2 separate regions of the Homo sapiens genome follow, and region 2 is linked to region 1. Evidence: read pairs that join two places in POLR2A ChIA-PET (ENCODE). Cell type or tissue: K562. All regions are shown on one strand. Links, peaks and the distances in the headings refer to the core of each region. The heading gives the core; the rest is flanking DNA.

What was found. ChIA-PET counts read pairs that join two places held together with the same protein. Peaks named below come from ENCODE experiments on the same cell type or tissue, not always from the same donor. Only the 100,000 strongest peaks of a DNase experiment are listed, where the experiment ranks them.
Region 2: POLR2A ChIA-PET joins it to region 1 with 5 read pairs; 11 of 35 experiments call an interaction of 5 or more read pairs at or near these places.

What each region holds. Positions count from the first base shown.
Region 1 is chr17:28,335,326-28,345,106 of GRCh38, forward strand. TNFAIP1 (TNF alpha induced protein 1) reads left to right here and starts at 436. Exons shown (of 7, transcript NM_021137.5): 1 at 436-531; 2 at 4,083-4,401; 3 at 4,984-5,153; 4 at 5,912-6,001; 5 at 6,079-6,131; 6 at 6,922-7,117; 7 at 9,039-9,781. The coding sequence starts at 4,197. The coding sequence ends at 9,275. IFT20 (intraflagellar transport 20) reads right to left here and starts at 147. Exons shown (of 5, transcript NM_001267776.2): 1 at 15-147. RefSeq lists silencers at 1-35, 529-578 and enhancers at 1-488, 8,863-9,366. In K562, for the core only: a CTCF peak has its summit at 2,915; no DNase peak of the experiment used is centred there.
Region 2 is chr17:28,264,374-28,274,154 of GRCh38, forward strand. LOC101926984 (leucine-rich repeat-containing protein 37A3) reads right to left here and starts at 8,095. Exons shown (of 1, transcript XR_001752821.1): 1 at 1-8,095. RefSeq lists enhancers at 230-1,429, 2,825-4,024. In K562, for the core only: no CTCF peak of the experiment used is centred there; DNase peaks (open chromatin) are centred at 4,058 and 5,868.

The sequences.
Region 1 (9,781 bases), core at 2,807-7,806:
CGAGGTCAGCCTACCTGCCGGCCCCGCGGCGGCAGCGCGCTGCAGCCCAGGCTGATGTAGACAGGCAGCTTCTCCTGGGTCAGCGACAGCCGGTACCCAGCCAGCCTGCCACGGCCGCTGCCACGGATACAGAGCCTGTTTACCTATGACGTCACTACCTTCCTGACTCCGGAAGCACTTACAGCCCCCATTCCACAGAGCCTGCTGGGAAACAGAGGCCCGAGGGGAGGCCCGGCCTACAAGACCCAGAAGCCTTAGCGCCGGCAAGGCGGCCAGAAGTAGCTCTGCTCTCTCCGCGAAGACCCTCGGGGGATTCCGCCTCCACCCTTTCCCGGATAGAGCGCTATGCATGCAGGGACTTGTAGTCTCAGGCTCCCCAGCCGGCTGGGCTGGGCAGCACTCCGGGCGGAGTCGACGAGCGCAGGATGTGAGCTCACAGCTTGGGACTGCTGAGGGGCAGGCGGCTGCAGGCTAGGGGCGGCTCGGAGTCCGCTGGCCACCCAGCTGAGAGGAGAGGCGCCCCCGGGGACGGTGAGAGCCGGGCCCGCCGATGCCCTCGGGGAAGGGATGGACGGCCCCTGCTGGAGTAGAGCGAGCCCGGCCGGGTCCTGGGGGAAAAGGCGCGGGCGGCGTAGGGGAGATGGAGAGCTCCGATCTCCCACGGAGGGTGGGCGTGAGAACCGGTGTGGGTTTCTCGGTAGTGAGGAGTGGTCCGGGCTAGAGAAGAGCCCACACCGGCCACATTTCCCAGGACTTTTTGGGTGACGCTTAACCTTTACACCTAGGGTTTCTGCTAGATCCGCCACTCTAGCCCTCAGCTTTCCTCCCGCCGTCCTCCGTGTCTGACGGATTTCTGGGTCCTTCTTCCTTTTAGACCCCTCCTCTTTCCACCTCCGCGGCTGTTTGCCCTTTGTTGTGCTTGGGTTCCCATTAGCTTCGTTGCGTGAGCCACGGATCCGCCCTTAGCCCCGGGCATCCCCAAATATCCACACACAAAGTGCGGAAGGAAGAGCACTGTGGCTATCAGTGGAAACTTCATTCTCACTGGAATTACTTTCTGGGGCGTCACCTGCCACAGAATTCCTGGAACCCATTGGTCTGGGCGGAATGTGATTGACGTCATCCAGGGGCTCAAAGCAATTGCTTTGTAGGAAAGGAAGAGATTAGCTCTGGATCCGCCGACCTCTCTTGGCAGGCCTATCCTTTGAGCTCCTTTGCATTGGCAGAACATGTATGTGTGCTTTCTCTGATCCTGGGAAAACTAGGACTAGACACAAAATACACAGGGAACTTGCTAATACCTGTTAGAGAGGTGGATTTATTCCTTTGAGGTGGGCGGGAAAAGGGAAGGTGATCTCATACCATTCTAGTGTTTCTTAGTCATTGGCAACCTCCTGGTGAGGGCTCACCTCCCATACCCAACCCCTGTGGCAAATGAAAGAGTCTCCCAGACAAGCCGCCAAAGGAATTCACTGCTTCACACAGCACCCACGCTGGCTGTCCACTTCCTTGGACATTCTTCCCAGGGACTTACCTAAATCTTTTCAGGGACAATTTCAGTCTAACAAACTGACGTATGTTAAATACTTAAAATGTGCATGGCATTGTGCTGAGCACCATTAGGGGAACACAGCGGTAAACTTGGGAAACCAGTGCCCTGCTTCTGGGTTGCACTTACAAGGCATGAGCAACTGTAAACTCCTGCATGTGATGAGCATTCGGTGAAATCATTCCACTTTTTTTCTGTCTCCATTATTACCAATGTGGTCCAGGCTGCCATCATCTCTTCTTGCCTAGACTACTGCTTCCTCTGGTCTTCCCACTTTCTCTCTTGCACCTTTACAATTCATTCTCTACCCAGCAGCAAGTTATCTTTTCAAAATACACTACAAGCAAGTCAGATCATATCACTCCCCTGCTTGCAACCCTCCAATTGATTCATATACTATATAGCAATTAGTATGAAATCCACCTTTGTTATCATCTAACGCCTGCCTTCCCTGACTTGACATCAAACCAACTTCCCCCTACTGTCTGTGCACCAGCCATTATGACCGTATTTCTGATCCTCAAACTTGTTTTAATTTTGTCATTGTTGAGATGAGATTTCCCTATGTCACCCAGGCTGACTTTCCCAGGCTCAAGCAGTCATCCCACCTCAGCCTCCCGAGCAGCTGGGACCACAGGCATGAGCCACCATATCTGGCTAATTTTTTTTTATTTGTAGAAACAAACTCTCACTATGTTGCCCAGACTGGTCTTGAACTCCTGGGCTCAAGCAATCCACCCACTTCGGCCTCCTAAAGTGCTAGGATTACAGGTGTGAGCCACCACACCCGCCCCCTAAAACTTGTTTCTAACAGGAACTTTGCACTTACTCTTCCATCTGTCTACAATGCTCTCTTCAAACCTCAGCTGAAATGTCACCATCCCAAAGATGCTTTTCCTGTCCCTTTGTCTAAATTAGTGCCTCTCCCTAATCACTCTCATATCACTGTTTTATTATCTTTATTGCATTTATCAGGTTCTGGAATTATCTGCTTATTTATTTAAGTCCTTGTTGCTAGTCTGTTTCCTTCCACTAGAATGTAAGCTCCATGTGGACATGACTTTCTATATGTGTTCTCTTCTGAGTACCCAATGCCTGGCACGTAGGGGTACAATAAATGCTAGCTTTCTCTCTTTTTAAAAATTCCTGTTATGATGCTTCTTTGAACTGTTTGAAGGCAAAGACAATATTTTTTCATTGTTCCCTACTGCTTAACATAGTAGGCACTCAGTAGTTTAATTGCTGAATGAGTTAAATGAGCTAGTACATATTAAATGCCAAGAGATGGGGTCTTGCTATGTTGCCAAGGCTGGTCTTGACTCCTGGGCTCAAGAGATCCTCCCACCTCGGCCTACTGAGTAGCCAGGAGTACAGGCAGGTGGCAGCACACATCTCACCTCATTGTTTTTAGATTTATCCTCTGATCTTTTCTAGTCCTTTCTTCTCCCATTCTTATTGGGAGGGAAGAGGAGAGTAGGGCTGGGCTCCCTCTCAGGAAAAAGAAAGGAAAACAGCCATCCTATAGCTGTTCTTCCCTGAAAAATGGTGACAATTTCAGGAACTTGGGACAAGGCTGGTGCCAAGAAAGGGGAAGGTCAGGAAGCCCCAGCCGAAGCCCAGGTAACCTGCACCAAGAACACTGGCCGGCACCCCCGACCCTGGCTTACTGCATTCTCTCCTGAAGCTGCTTTTACTTTCCTTCCTGAAGCCAGACTCTCGGTGGTGCTCAAAATAAACACTGGCACAGACTGCTCTGGAGGCTGGAATCTTTAGAAAGGAAGTGCATCCTGTCCCTCTGGCTCCTGGGAAACTCCTAGACTGGCTGGATTCCCAGTAGGTTTGGTTGGAAGTCTGGGATCCTGGGAACCTTGACAAGAAAGTAACTGGAATCTGACTGGTAGATCTCTAGGGTGATCTGTTCCTCTGGCCCTCTCTAACTGGTTCCATGGGTTTGCTTGTCTTCCTCGCTGCCCTGAGTGGAGCTGAGTCTCAGGGAGGCTGATGAGGTGACCAGGGCAGGAGTCTGGGAGACTGCCTCCAGCCCTGGTTCCTGCTATAGTAAAAATGGCAGGGAGGCCAGACGCGGTGATTCATACTTATAATCCCAGCACTTTGGGAGACTGAGGTGGGCGGATCGCCTGCGCTCAGGAATTCGAGACCAGCCTGGGCAGCATGGTAAAACCCTGTCTCTACCAAAAAAAAAAAAAAAAAAAATTAGCTGGGTGTGGTGGTGTGCACCTGTGGTCCCAGCTACTCAGGAGGCTGAGGTGGGAGGATCACTTGAGCCTGGGAGGCAAAGGCTGCAGTGAGCCGAGATGGCACCACTGCACTCCAGCCTGGGTGACAGAGTGAGACCCTGTCTCTAAGAAAAAAAAAAAAAAAAAAGAAAGCAAAATGGCAGGGACTTAGCCTCTGCCAGGGAGCAGTGCTTGGGCTTGTCAGGGAGAGAATGAGTACGGTCGTGTTTCTGCTATTGTCTCCTCCTGGGCTGTCTCAGCTGGTTCGTGTCTTCTCTTCCCTCTCCCATGTACAGCACTGAGATTATGAGGCTCTGGCCTCCACTGGCCACTCACTCGTGACCCTTTCCACCACGGCGGAGCCTTCCAAGCCTACCTCCTGCCGTGTGGTGATCTACCTGCAGCGGGAGATGTCGGGGGACACCTGCCTGTGCCCAGCCTCAGGGGCCAAGCCCAAGCTCAGTGGCTTCAAGGGAGGAGGGTTGGGCAACAAGTATGTCCAGCTCAACGTGGGCGGCTCTCTGTACTACACCACTGTGCGGGCCCTGACCCGCCACGACACCATGCTCAAGGCCATGTTCAGTGGGCGCATGGAGGTGCTGACCGACAAAGAAGGTGAGGCACTGGGGCTGCCGCTCGGGGTGGGGAGGGCAGGAGGAGTTCCCAAGGAAATGACCAGATCTAGAATTCAGTCACTTTTCCTCTTCACTTTATGTAGGGTGTCTTCACCTGGAGTCCCTAGTAGAGCTTCAGAATTCTGTGAAATTGTATATGGAATGCTGTGTTTATGCATTTTCCAGGAAGAAGAGCCATACTTTTAAAATATTTAAATAGGACAAGATTCTCATAGGAGCCGTCACCTTAAGACTGGGCAGCGGGCAGAAGGCCGGCAGTGGCTGGTGGTTTCTGTGTTGGGCTGGGCCTGGTACCCTGAGCCTAGGCCCCTGTGGCTTCTACAGCCTGGAGGGCTGTATCCCCCGTGGGATGTGCCAGTTCTGGGTTTCAGAGAGGAAGGGTGAAGAGCAGCCATGGGCCTGAGTGCTAGAACCTCCATCCCCGCCTCTGTCACCCTGCGTAAGGGCTTTGTGCTCGTGGACCCCCTTCCCTGCCACCTGCCGCCAGCTTGTCAGGTGGCCTTTGCCTGCCTCGGAGGTACCTGGCGGCAAACTAACCCTGTAGGGCCTTCTGCACCCCTAGGCTGGATCCTCATAGACCGTTGTGGAAAGCACTTTGGCACCATTTTGAATTACCTCCGAGATGACACCATCACCCTCCCTCAGAACCGGCAAGAAATCAAGGAATTGATGGCTGAAGCAAAGTATTACCTCATCCAGGGGCTGGTGAATATGTGCCAGAGTGCCCTGCAGGTACATGGGTGGGGCGGAGCAGGGCGGGCAGATGAGGTCAGGAGTTGCCCCCTTCTTGTGGGATGGAGGACTCTGGTTCCTGGCAGGTTGTGTGGGAGGCGTGGTTGATGAGTGCAAACCTAATGAGACAAGTGAGATGCCACCCAGGCCCACCAACCTGGCAGCCAGGTGTTCACACTTGGCAGCGTGAGTAGGCCCTGCTTCTGGTTTCTATGCTTTGCTACCCGGATTTTAGGGGGTTTTTCTGTTTTTGCTTTTGTTTCTGTTTTTGTTTTTGTTTTTTGAGACAGGGTTTCACTCCTGTCACCCAGGCTGGAGTGCAGTGGTGCGATGTCAGCTCACTGCAACTTCTGCCTCCTGGGTTCAAGTGATTCTCGTGATTTGGCCTTCAGAGTAGCTGGGAATGCCAGCATGCGCCATGGCACCCAGCTAATCTTTGTATTTTTTGTAGAGATGAGGTTTCACCATGTTTTCCAGGCTAGTCTCGAACTGCTGGGCTCAAGTGATCTGCCTGCCTCAGCCTCCCAAAGTGCTGGGATTGCAGGTGTGAGCTACCGCACCCGGCCTGGATCTTGGGTTTTCTAACTGGGGGTCTGCTTTCCAGCTGGCAGTTTCTATTGTCAGGGGCCTCATGATCTGTATCTGACACTTCCTCACCAAGCAGCGGGTGGCCATGGCAGAGGGGCTCCAGAGGTATACCTCGATAAGCCTGGGAAGCAGAAGATCCTAAAGAGGGTTCTCTGTTCTGTGTCGCACAGGACAAGAAGGACTCCTACCAGCCTGTGTGCAACATCCCCATCATCACATCCCTAAAGGAGGAGGAGCGGCTCATCGAATCCTCCACCAAGGTACCAGGACCTCTGAGGGGTGCGGGCCGGGGATGCCAGTCCCCTGGCCTGGCCCCTCACTCTGAACTCCTTCACAGCCCGTGGTGAAGCTGCTGTACAACAGAAGCAACAACAAGTATTCCTACACCAGGTAGGGTGCGTCACAGGGCTCAACAGACACTGGGCAGCAGACCCAAGGAGTACTGCCTGTACTCCCAGCACGGTCGGCGTGGGTCTGGGCCTGGGTCTTGGAACTGGCTGTGCCAAGTTGGGGAAAAACAGAAAGTAGAAGGGAAATTGGGACAGAGGCCTTTGGAACTCAGCAGGGTGCCCTGGCTGGGATATAAATGATTGAAGGTGAAATGCGCCCTCAACGTGTATCACGAAGGCAGCATGGCAGGTGTTTTCACACGTGTCATCCTACCGGGTGGAGGGGATGCTAGGAGGCCGGTGAGCTGGGAGTCCCCCAAGCCAGCCTGTGCAGTTCACACTGGGCCGATTCCCTCCCCACACCCTCCAGGCCATGTCCTCTCCATAGGCCACAGTTAGGTAGACGCAGGTGGCTGCAGGTTCAGAGTCCCAAACCCTCCCTATGATTCCCTGTGGCCAGGCATATTGCCACTGTCACCCCCACAGTAAGGGAAGGAATGCCTCCCACTGACATAGCAGCCTTGTCTCCTTCCTTCCAGGGTTAGTGAGGGGAGACCTCCTTCCTCAGCTGTCCCTACTTTGACTTAAAACCAACTGAGTTCCTTTTCCTCACAGGCCCCCCAACCCAGAGGGTACCCTATGATCCTTTCTCTCCTGGCCCCCTGGCATCTTGCTTTCATTTCGGCAGGACAGGATGGGGGAAGGGAGGGAGGGGAGGGCCCCACTTGTCTAGCACCCTCCCTTGGACTGGAACCTCACTCCCAGCCGCTTGGCCCTCATGTTTTTTTCAGCAACTCTGACGACCACCTGCTGAAAAACATCGAGCTGTTTGACAAGCTCTCCCTGCGCTTCAACGGCCGCGTGCTCTTCATCAAGGATGTCATTGGTGACGAGATCTGCTGCTGGTCCTTTTATGGCCAGGGCCGTAAGCTGGCAGAGGTGTGCTGTACCTCCATCGTGTATGCCACGGAGAAGAAGCAGACCAAGGTGTGGGGGATTGCCCCTGCCTGGGTAGGGGAGGACACACACCCACTGTGCGGGGGACGTGGTCGGGCTGTGACCAGCACGGAGCAAAAGGGGCATGGACTTGGCTCTTTTTTCCAAACACGGTAATGGTGCTGGGCAAGGACAAGGCCAGAACAAGGGGTGTGGGGAATGGACGGGAACTGCTTTGTTCCTGACAGCGCAGGGCAGGGGCCGTTGACCACCAGGAAGTAGCCTAGTACAGTGGGAAGGACTGGGTCTTTGAAGTTGGCCCAATTCAGGTTTGAACGCTGGCTCACACCACTTGCCAGTTTTCTGACTTTGGATAAGCCACTTAAGCCATCTGGGCCTCAGGTTCCTCATTTGCAGACATGGGGATGATAGTATGAATTTAACGAGATATGAAAATGATACAACTCTTTGGAGCAGCAGTGTGGTGTAGAAACAGCTTGGGCTTTCGTGTTAGAATGCTGTTCAGATCTCCTGTCTGAGCCAGGGACACAGGTGGGCACAGCACTTGAGCCCAGGAGTTCAAGACCACCCTGGACAACATGGTGAAACCCCGTCTTTACAAAAAATAGAAAAATTAGCCAGGCATCGTGGCACATGCCTGTAGTCCCAAGTACTCAGGAGGCTGCTGTGGGAAGATCCCTTGAGCCCAGGAGTTTGAGGCCAGCCTAAGCAAAATAGCAAGATTCCACTTCCAAACACTTTTAATAATAATAAAATAAAATCTCCTTACTGGCCCCAACCAGCTGGGGGTTTCTGGCTAATCAACTTAGTGCCAGGTACACAGGAGGCATTTGATAGGTGACAGTCATCACAAACTCAGGTGGCCCCTCTCCCCCAGGCTGCAGTCAGTTACCCCAGAGAGTAGCTGCCTCCTGTGAGTGCAGGTCCTGGAGATGATACGCTGGGGTGGATGGCAGGTCATCCAGGAAGGGCCATGTGGGTGTGAAGAGCTCAAAGTAGCCAGACTTGCCAAGCAACTTGTCGACCCCCAAACTACTCCAGGTGCCTCCAGCTGGGAGATCTGCAGAGGGTTTGGGGAAGGCCAACTTACAGGTGGCCCTGCTTCCTTCTGCGGTTTTTGGTGTAGGGGTGGGAGGGAGGGCGACAGGTGGTTCCTGACCCTATCGGTGGTGAAAGGGTTCAGGGGCAGGTCTCCAGTGGCTGGTGATGCTGCGACGGAAGTGGCAGCGCACCTGGCATCTTCTTAAGTGTGTTGTCTTTCATGAACTCGTGTGACCCCTCACAACATGCCTGTGAGACACGCAGGGCTAGAGCCACTCTCCCCATGTGACAGATGAGTGAACAGAAGCTCAGTCCAACAGAGCAGGTCTGGCTAGAATTCAGGTGCTTGACTGCCTTCCCTTTCTCCTTCCTCCAGGCAGGTCATGCCGGTGACACACTGCGTCAGGCAGGCAGAGAAAGGCAGCATAACCACTCAGCATAGCAGCTGCTCTGTGTATGCCTCTGCTTGGTGGTTTGCTGTGTGCCAATCTTCTGCTAAGCAATCACATCTTTCCCGTAATGTTGACAGCAACTCTCAGGGGTTGAGCTGAACCAACCTTTTGTACATATGGGAGCTGCAGCCCAGAAGGGTTCAGCCCAAGGCTCCACAGCTAGCAAGTGGTAGAGCTGTGTTGGGACCTAGCTCTGGCCCACCCTCTATGCCCACTAGTCCCTTGGTCTCAGGCTGGGGCAGGGGTGTGGAGGATGTTGGTCTTCCCTGTCCTCATGTCTGTAGAGTACATCCCCTCACCCCGCCTTCGGAGGGAGGCTGGCTTTCCCTGGAGACGGACCGCCACCTGTTTTATGAGAGGTAGCGGAGGCCTTATGGAGCCTCAGGGCCAGCCGCTCTGACGCATGGCTTCCTCTTGAAGATGAAACCTTGCTCCACCTTCTTCCTCCCTAACCCCAGGTGGAATTCCCAGAGGCCCGAATCTATGAGGAGACACTCAACGTCCTACTCTATGAGACTCCCCGCGTCCCCGACAACTCCTTGTTGGAGGCCACAAGCCGTAGCCGCAGCCAGGCTTCCCCCAGTGAAGATGAGGAGACCTTTGAACTGCGGGACCGTGTCCGCCGCATCCACGTCAAGCGCTACAGCACTTACGATGACCGGCAGCTCGGCCACCAGTCTACCCATCGCGACTGACCAGACCCTCAGGGAGTCAGGGCACGGGAGGCCCTATCTCCCATCCTGTGGAACCCGCCCCATTGGCCACCCCATGCTGCTGCTGCCTGGGTCTCTGCTCTAGCACCCAGAGGCATGACAGGCCCTGCTCAGAGGTCAGAGGGTCTGGGCAGAGGAGGGACCACATTCCCCTGCCTTGCCCCTGAGCACTTCTGGAGACTGCGTCCTGTCCTATCTGCTCACCATCACCCTTCCTGCCCGACGGAGCTGCTTCTGCTCCCTGGGGCATATGGACTGACCCACCTCCTGCTGAGAACCTTCCCCTAGGCCCTGTGCAGAAGGCTACTGCCCCTTAGGCCTCAGCTGGGGGAAAGGCAGTTCTGGTGCTGTAGAGGCCCTGGTGCAGAAAGTGGGACGTCTTTTTTCCTAAGGTGTTTAAGCACAGGCTTGATAAGTTTGGTTTTTAAAAAATAATCTAGGAAATGAATAATTCTAAATCTAGTAATGAGGAAACTGAGCATTTCTTT
Region 2 (9,781 bases), core at 1,636-6,635, 72 kb before region 1:
GTTATTTTCTTCTGAAGTTTAAGTTGTCTGGCTTCAGTTCACAGGATTTTAAGAAAGCACAGCTTAGTTTTCAGTGACTCCAAATTAGGAAAAATGGAAAAAAGAAGGAAAAAAAAATTTAAAAATTATTTTGGAGACTTGTAATAAAAAAAAATTAGAATTTGGTCCAAACTGTAGAAAGTAATCCAAATTGAAAAAAAATTAGGCAAGACTAGAATCTAACACAGATATATAATCATTTGGAAACATAAGTTTTTCTCCAGTTTCCCATTTTACTAAAGACAAATCATGGTAGGAATAGTAAACTTATTATATTGGTCTATATATTTGTATACATTGCATCAATAATAATAATTTTTTTTACATAGGCTTTTAAATTGGCTTTGATGTAACTTTGTTCCATAAGAGAAATCTTGGATAAGACACACCCACCTCTTCTGCCTCAGGAACTGACTGAGACTTTGATGAGACTTTGATTCCATTTGTAGGCACAGATTCAGCTGGAGACCTGCCCCTGGAGCCAGAGAAATCTTGGATAAGACACACCCATCTCTTCTGCCTCAGGAACTGAGACTTTGATGAGACTTTGTTTGCATTGGAGACCTGCCCCTGGAGCCAGAGAAATCTTGGATAAGACACACCCATCTCTTCTGCCTCAGGAACTGAGACTTTGATGAGACTTTGATTGCATTCGTAGGCACAGATTCAGCTGGAGACCTGCCCCTGGAGCCAGAGAAATCTTGGATAAGACACACCCATCTCTTCTGCCTCAGGAACTGACTGAGACTTTGATGAGACTTTGATTCCATTTGTAGGCACAGATTCAGCTGGAGACCTGCCCCTGGAGCCAGAGAAATCTTGGATAAGACACACCCATCTCTTCTGCCTCAGGAACTGACTGAGATTTTGATGAGACTTTGATTCCATTCGTAGGCACACATTCAGCTGGAGACCTGCCCCCGGAGCCAGAGCAATTTGCTGCTGCACATCAGGATCTGTATGACAAGCTGACTCAGCAAGAAACGTTCCTAGAAGTGGTTCCAATGCAAGACTAGGACCAGAACCAGGCCCTAGCTTAGCTTTTCACCTCAAAAGTAGGTTGAAAATGTAGACCAGGATCTGTATGACAAGCTGACTCAGCAAGAAACGTTCCTAGAAGTGGTTCCAATGCTAGACAGGGACCAGAACCAGGCCCTAGCTTAGCTTTTTGTTTGGACTCCGGTGAAGGCCCCAAGATGGCGACAGGCAACCATCTTGGCCACCCTGACTCAGCATTAGCGGGTTCATCTTCCCCCCGTTCCCGCCATCCCGGCAAGAACGTGAGCCCGCTAAGGCGTGTCACACTCAGGAAAATAAAACCTAACTAACTCCGCCCTTGCCCCACCCCGAATCCGCCCCTAACTCACCTAGTGTCCATATAAGCCTGCTGCACCTCCAACACAGTGCGACTTCCCCGGCCCTCCCCTGCGGACCAGTGAACCTCGTCCAAGAGCTTAATAAAGGAACTTTTGCATTCTTTGCCCTGCCTCTCGACCCTTTTTGTCTATGGAACCCTTCCATTGCCTTTCACTTTTCACCTCAAAAGCAAGGTTCTAAATGTAGACCAGAATCTGTATGACAAGCTGACTCAGCAAGAAACGTTCCTAGAAGTGGTTCCAATGCTAGACTGGGACCAGAGCCAGGACCTAGCTGAGCTTTTCACCTCAAAAGTAAGGTTCAAAATGTAGACCAGGATCTGTATGACAAGCTGACTCAGCAAGAAACGTTCCTAGAAGTGGTTCCAATGCTAGACTGGGAGCAGAACCAGGCCCTAGCTTAGCTTTTTGTTTGGACTCTGGTGAAGGCCCCAAGATGGCGACAGGCAACCATCTTGGCCACCCTGACTCAGCATTTCTGGGTTCATCTTCCCCCCGTTCCCACCATCCCGGCTAGCACGTGTGCCCACTAAGGCGCGTCACACTCAGGAAAAGGAAACCTAACTAACTCCGCCCTTGCCCCACCCCGACTCCGCCCTCACCTCACCTAGTGTCCATATAAGCGAGCTGCACCTCCAACACAGTGCGACTTCCCTGGCCCTACCCTGCGGACCAGTGAACCTCGCCCGAGAGCTTAATAAAGGAACTTTTGCCTTCTTTGCCCTGCCTCTCGACCCTTTTTGTCCGCGGCACCCTTCCATTGCCTTTCACTTTTCACCTCAAAAGTAAGGTTCAAAATGTGGACCAGGATCTGTATGACAAGCTGACTCAGCAAGAAACGTTCCTAGAAGTGGTTCCAACGCTAGACTGGGACCAGAACCAGGTCCTAGCTAAGCTTTTCACCTCAAAAGTAGGTTCAAAATGTAGATCAGGATCTGTATGACAAGCTGACTCAGCAAGAAACGTTCCTAGAAGTGGTTCCAATGCTAGAACGGGACCAGAACCAGGCCCTAGCTTAGGTTTTCCCCTCAAAAGTAAAGTTCAAAATGTAGACCAGGATCTGTATGACAAGCTGACTCAGCAAGAAACGTTCCTAGAAGTGGTTCCAAAGCTAGACTGGGAGCAGAACCAGGCCCTAGCTTAGCTTTTTGTTTGGACTCCGGTGAAGGCCCCAAGATGGCGACAGGCAACCATCTTGGCCACCCTGACTCAGCATTTCCGGGTTCATCTTCCCCCCATTCCCGCCATCCCGGCTAGCACGCGTGCCCACTAAGGCGCGTCACTCTCAGGAAAACGAAACCTAACTAACGCCGCCCTTGCCCCACCCCGACTCCGCCCCTACATCACCTAGTGTCCATATAAGCGTGCTGCAACTACAACACAGTGCGACTTCCCTGGCCCTCCCCTGCGGACAAGTGAACCTTGCCCGAGGGCTTAATAAAGGAAACTTTGCCTTCTTTGCCCTGCCTCTCGACCCTTTTTGTCCGAGGCACTCTTCCATTGCCTTTCACTTTTCACCTCAAAAGTAAGGTTCAAAATGTAGATCAGGATCTGTACGACAAGCTGACTCAGCAAGAAACATTCCTAGAAGTGGTTCCAATGCTAGACTGGGACCAGAGCCAGGCCCTACCTCAGCTTTTCACCTCAAAAGTAAGGTTCAAAATGTAGACCAGGATCTGTATGACAAGCTGACTCAGCAAGAAACGTTCCTAGAAGTGGTTCCAATGCTAGACTGGGAGCAGAACCAGGCCCTAGCTTAGCTTTTTGTTTGGACTCCGGTGAAGGCCCCAAGATGGCGACAGGCAACCATCTTGGCCACCCTGACTCAGCATTTCCGGGTTCATCTTCCCCCGGTTCCCGCCATCCGGGCTAGCATGTGTGCCCACTAAGGCGTGTCACACTCAGGAAAACGAAACCTAACTAATTCCGCCCTTGACCCACCCCGACTCTGCCCCTACCTCACCTAGTGTCCATATAAGCGTGCTGCACCTCCAACACAGTGCGACTTCTCTGGCCCTCCCCTGCGGACCAGTGAACCTCGCCCGAGAACTTAATAAAGGAACTTTTGCCTTCTTTGCCCTGCCTCTTGACGCTTTTTGTCCGCGGCACCCTTCCATTGCCTTTCACTTTTCACCTCAAAAGTAAGGTTCAAAATATAGACCAGGATTTGTATGACAGGCTGACTCAGGAAGAAACGTTCCTAGAAGTGGTTCCAATGCTAGACTGGGACCAGAACCATGCCCTAGCTTAGCTTTTCACCTCAAAAGTAGGTTCAAAATGTAGATCAAGATGTATATGACAAGCTGACTCAGCAAGAAACGTTCCTAGAAGTGGTTCTAATGCTAGACTGGGACCAGAACCAGGCCCTAGCTTAGTTTTTCACCTCAAAAGTAAGGTTCAAAATGTAGACCAGGATCTATATGACAAGCTGACTCAGCAAGAAACATTCCTAGAAGTGGTTCCAATGCTAGATTGGGACCAGAACCAGGCCCTAGCTTAGCTTTTTGTTTGGACTCCGTTGAAGGTCCCAAGATGGCGACAGGCAACCATCTAGGCCACCCTGACTCAGCATTTCCGGGTTCATCTTCCCCCGGTTCCTGCCATCCCGGCTAGCACACGTGCCCACTAAGGCGCGTCACACTCAGGAAAACGAAACCTAACTAACTCCTCCCTTGCCCCACCCCAACTCCGCCCCTACCTCACCTAGTGTCCAGATAAGCGTGCTGCACCTCCAACACAATGCGACTTCCCTGGCCCTCCCCTGCGGACCAGTGAACCTCGCCTGAGAGCTTAATAAAGGAACTTTTGCCTTCTTTGCACTGCCTCTCGACCGTTTTTGTCCGTGGCACCCTTCCATTGCCTTTCACTTTTCACCTCAAAAGTAAGGTTCAAAATGTAGACCAGGATCTGTATGACAAGCTGACTCAGCAAGAAACGTTCCTAGAAGTGTTTCCAATGCTAGACTGGGACCAGAACCAGGCCCTACCTGAGCTTTTCACCACAAAAGTAGGTTCAAAATGCAGATCATGATCTGTATGACAAGCTGACTCAGCAAGAAACGTTCCTAGAAGTGGTTCCAATGCTAGACTGGGACCAGAACCAGGCCCTAGCTTAGCTTTTCACCTCAAAAGTAAGGGTCAAAATGTAGATGAAGATCAGACTGCAGATCATCAGGCATATGAGGTCTCCTCCATGGTTGCAGACAGTTTAACCTCTAGTAGGCTCTGTAGTTATGGTAAGGGATGGAATTGTGAGTTGAGTCAGGCTTGAATGCTGAGCCTGACCTTTGTCTGGAGGTGGAAATGTCACCTCACGGCATTTTGGAGCTGGAGCTGTAGTCGTCAGGGCTGTAGAAGGTTCAACCTTTGTAGTGGATTCAGGCGTGATGGTAAGCCCCCGATCTAAAGGTTGAATTGTGAGTTGAGTCTGACCCTTGTCTGAAGGTAGAAGTCTCACCTCAGGATGTTTTGGAGAAGAAAATGTAGTCGTCAGAGCTGTAGAAGGTTCAACCTCTGTAGTGGATTCTGGAGTGATGGTAAGCCCCTGATCCAAAGGTTGAACTGTGGCTTGAGTCAGGTTTGAATGCTGAGTCTGAACATGGCCTGGATGTGGAAGTGTCACCTTAGGGTGGTTTGGAGGAACTATAGTCTTCTTCAAGGGTGTAGGATGTTCAACCTCTGTACTGGATTCTGGGCTTATGGTAACTCCCAGGTGCATAGGTTGAACTGTAATGCTGGGTGACATTGAATGCTGAGCTTGATCCTGACCTGGTGTTGCGGCTGTTACCTCTTGATATGCTGGAAGTTGGGGTACAACTTTCTTAGGAGGCTGAGTTGGGGTCTCCTGCATGGTTGGAGAAAGTTCAACGTCTGTCATGGATTCTGGAGTGATGGTAAGCCCCAGATCCAAAGGTTGAACTGTGAAACTGGCTAATATTGAGTGCTGAGCTTGATCCTGCCCTTGTGTTGGAACTGTCACCTCATAGTGAGCTGGATGTTGAGCTGCAACCTCCTTAAGTGGCTATGGAAGCTGAAGTGGGACCATCTGCTGGCTTGAAAGTTCTATGTCCTTAGGGGGCTCTGGAACCTGAACTGTGGCCTCCTGCTGGGTTGGAGAAGGTTCTGCCTCCATAGAGGGCTCTGGAATCTGAGCTGGAACCTCCTGCTGAGTTAGTTATGGTCCAACCTCCTGAGGGAACTCTGGAGGCAAAGATGGGGCTATCTGCTGGGTCAGAGAGGGTTCTGTCACCATAGGGGGCTCTGAAGACTGAGCAGGGCCTGCCTGCTAGACTGGAGAGGATTCTACCTCTTTAGTTGGCTCTAAAAGCTGAGTTGGGGGCTGCTGTAGGACTGGAGATGGTTCGACCTTCTTAGGTGGCTCTGATGGCTGAGCTGATATCTCCTGCTGCGGTGGAGGAGTGACCTCTTCAGTGGACTTTGGAGGATGACCTGAGGCTTCCTGCTGGGTTGCACATGGTTCAACCTCCTTAGGGGCCTCTGGTGACTCAGCTTGAACTCTTGCTGGACTGGAGAAGGTTCTACCTTCTTAGGGGTATCTGGAGTCTGAGCTGTGGCCTCTTACTGGACTGGAGGTTCAATCTTTTCAGGAGAATGCAGAGGTGGGGAAGGCAGATCAGGCTGGGCTAGAGAAAAGTCAGCCTGCTCAGTGGGAATAGGAGGGTTGTCTTGCTGGACTGGAGAAGGTTCAACCTCCATAGTGACTGCTGAAGGTATGGGAAGCTCCATATCCACATTTTTAACTGTGGTATTAGGCAAAGTTGAATTACTTCTGAATATTGAAGACAGATCTAGAGGTGAAAATATCATCCCATCATTCAATGAACTTTCAAAGTCTGAAGAGAGCTCGACTGGAAGCTGAGTTGTGGGCTCTTGATGGACTGGAGGAAGTTCATCATTTTCGGGATATTTAGCTGCTGAACTATAATCTCTTGCTGGTGTTTCAAATGTTGAAACTGCTCAGGGGACACTAAGGGCTGACCTGGGTCCCCCTGTTGGGTTAAAATTTCAACCTGATTAGTGAAATCTGGAGTCATGGTAACCATGTGATCCACAGGTTTAACAGTGACATTGTACAATGTTGGAGGCTGAACTTGATCATGACTTAGAGGAGAAACTGTTACCTCATGATGCTCTGGAGATTGAGCTACAACTTCATTAAGGAGCTCTGGAGTCTGAGCTGGGGCCTCCTGCTGGGTTAGAGAAGACTCAACCTCCTCAGGGGTCTGTGGATGCTCAGCCTCCTGCTGGGCTGCAGAGGGGTTCTGATCCTTAATAGGTTCTGGAGACTGAACTGAAGTCTCCTGTTGAACTGGTAAAGGCCCAGCCTCTTCCAATGACTCTGGAGGCAGAGGTGGGCCCCCATGCTGGGTGGCAGAAGGTTCTACATCATTAACTGGCCCTGAGAGCTGAGCTGTACCCTCTTGGTAGACTGGAGAAGTTCCCACCTCTGCAGTAGGCTCTGTTGCTATGGTGAGCTGCATATCTGGAGGCTTAACAGTGACATTGGGCAAACCGGAATGCTGAGCTTGATGGTGACCTGGAGGTGAAACTGTAACTTCATAATGTTCTGGAGGCTGAGCTGGGGTCTCCTTCTTGGCTGGAGAAGATTCAACCTCCCCAGAAGACTCAGAGGGCTAAGCTGGCTGTTCCTGCTCACTGCGGGAAGGGTCAGCCTCCACAGGAGGACCTGGAGGATCAGTTGTGGCCTCCTCTTGGGTTGCAGAAGTTTCCACCTCCTCTGGAGACTGGGTTGGGGCCTCCTGCTGGGCTGGAGAAGATTCAGTCTTCTTGGCAGACTCTGAAGTTATGGCAATATCCACATCCGCAGGTTTAACTGTAACATTGGGCAAGTTATAATGAGCTTGATCCTCGCCTGGAAGTTGGACTGTCACCTCATGATTCAGTGGAGTTTGAACTGCACCCTCCATAGACTCTGGAGCTGAGCTGGGGCCTCCTGCTGGGTCTGAGAAGGTTCAACTCCCCTAGGAAACTCACAAGGCTGAACTGGCTGCTCCTGCTCACTGGGGGAAGGTTCAACCTCCACAGGAGGACCTGGAGGCTCAGCTGGAGTCCCTTGCTGAGTTGCAGAAGGTTTCATCTCCTCAGGGAACTCTGTTGTCTGAGCTGGGGCCTTTAATTGGGCTGAGGAAGAGTTGACCTCCTTGGGGTGCTCTGGAGGCAGAGAGGCAGCCTGTTCCTGGCTTGACATTGGGCAAGTGTGAGTGCTGAGCTTCACTCCAACTTTTAAATGGGACATTTACCTCATGATGTATTGATGGCTGAGCTACAATTTCTTCAGAGGGAGGTAGCTGCTGTGCTGGGGACTCCTGCTCTGTTGAAGAAGAGCGACCCCCTCAAGGGACTGTGAAGGCAGAGCTGGGGACTCCTGCTGGGTTAAAGAAGGTTCTACCTCCTCAGGGAGCTGTGGAAGCTGTGCTGGGGCTTCTTGCTGGTGCTAAGAGGACTGGATCTCTTCAAGGGTCTCTGGGTTTTGAGTTTCAGGCTCTAGAAGGAATTGAGAAAGTCCAGCTTGCTCATCTGAGTTCATCTGGACTTCTGAAGGCAGGCTGCCCGGATACAGTTGATGACTAAGCTCTGATTTTTTATTTTGCCCAAATTCCTACCTAAGGGGTCTAGGGAGTCATGCCCTACAAACCATAAATTCTCACGAGATGGGTTTTATTTGACCCTATATATCATGACTTACTTTTCAATGTAATTCTGGCACAAGGAAAAAATATTTAACCCACAATATATTTCCTTGCCATACCTTGAAATTGCCCTGCCAAATCTCAAGTGGGAAAAATCCACATTCTATAGAGAATCAATCCCCTTTCCTCTTTGTTTTCCTTCCTTTTTTTCCAGATCCAGGAGAGAATAAACTATAAGCCAGGCACCCTTTTAGGTCCAATAAGAAACATTTTATAACCTACTTTCCCCCTGAACTCTGCTGAGAGATTCGTCTGCACAACAAAACATGGTCTCCACAATCCTTTATCTTAACCTGAACATTCCTTTCCATTGATCCCAGGTCTTCGGATAAACTCAACCAATTGTCAACCAGAAAATATTTAAATTTAACTATAGCCTGGAAGCCCCCACTTTGAGTTGTCCCGCCTTTCTGAACCAAACCATTGTATTTCTTCATGTATTCGATTGATGCCTCATGCCTCCCTGAAATATATAAAACCAAGCTGTACCCCAACCACCTTGGGCACTGTAAGGCTCTTGTGTTGGTTTGAACCCTGAGAGCACACCAACAAACATGCAGCTAATGCTCAGTGCATCAAAAGATGCTAGTGTTTGAAAGACTCAGAGACTTCTCTCAGGAATTTGCCAAGCACTTACAGAACTCCATTTATATACAAATCTTTCTTACCCTGCCATCTCAAAAGGTATGGCTGATGGTCCATTATCTCTCAGAAAAATGTATTATAGCTCCAGATGGTAGAATGACCAGGAAGAAATTTCATCTTGCAAGTCAGTGTTTATTAAGAACCCACTGTATGCCCAGCATCACACCAGGCTGGCAAGAAACAAAATAATCCTGAGTGATCATCCTTCACAGAAAAAAGACTTGAATCATAATTGTAACAATCTAAAATCCAAACATCATCTTTTAGTGTGTCTTATAGTTCATTAAATTTTTGAATTGTTAAACACTGTGACTTGGCCAGGCGTGGTGGCTCATGCCTGTAATCCCAGTACTTTGGGAGGGCGAGGCGAGCAGATCACCTGAGGTCAGAAGCTTGAGACCAGCCTTGCCAACATGGGGAAATGCTGTCTCTACTAAAAATACAAAAATTATCCGGGCCTGGTGGCAGGCACCTGTAATCCCAGCTACTAGGGAGGCTGAGGCAGGAGAATCACTTGAACCAAGGAGGCAGAGGTTGCAGTGAGCTGAGATCGCACCATTGCACTCCAGCCTGGGTGACAGAGCGAGACTCTGTCTCAAAAAACAAAAACAAACAAACAAAAAACCACTGTGACTTGATTTTTTACTCTGGAGAAGCAAAAACTACATAGGCACATTTTGAAACACTTGGGGAAATGTATTGCAAAGCAAGGATGAAGCACTGAGGATTAAACATCTGCAAAGTGGGAAATGATGTGAATTCTAACAACAGGCTTAGAAAGTTAACATCTCTGGAAAATAAACCTCTAAAAAAAAACACACAAAAAGCCAAAGCACACTACACTTGGTGGAATATATTATGCATGACACAGAAAAGGCCAATATGTTCTACAGCCACGTTCAGGAAATGGTCTGGTTAAGACTAAAAGACGGGGACAATGGGTTCTGAGAAATCAAATGTGGAAACCAACACACTTTCGGACACACTCAGG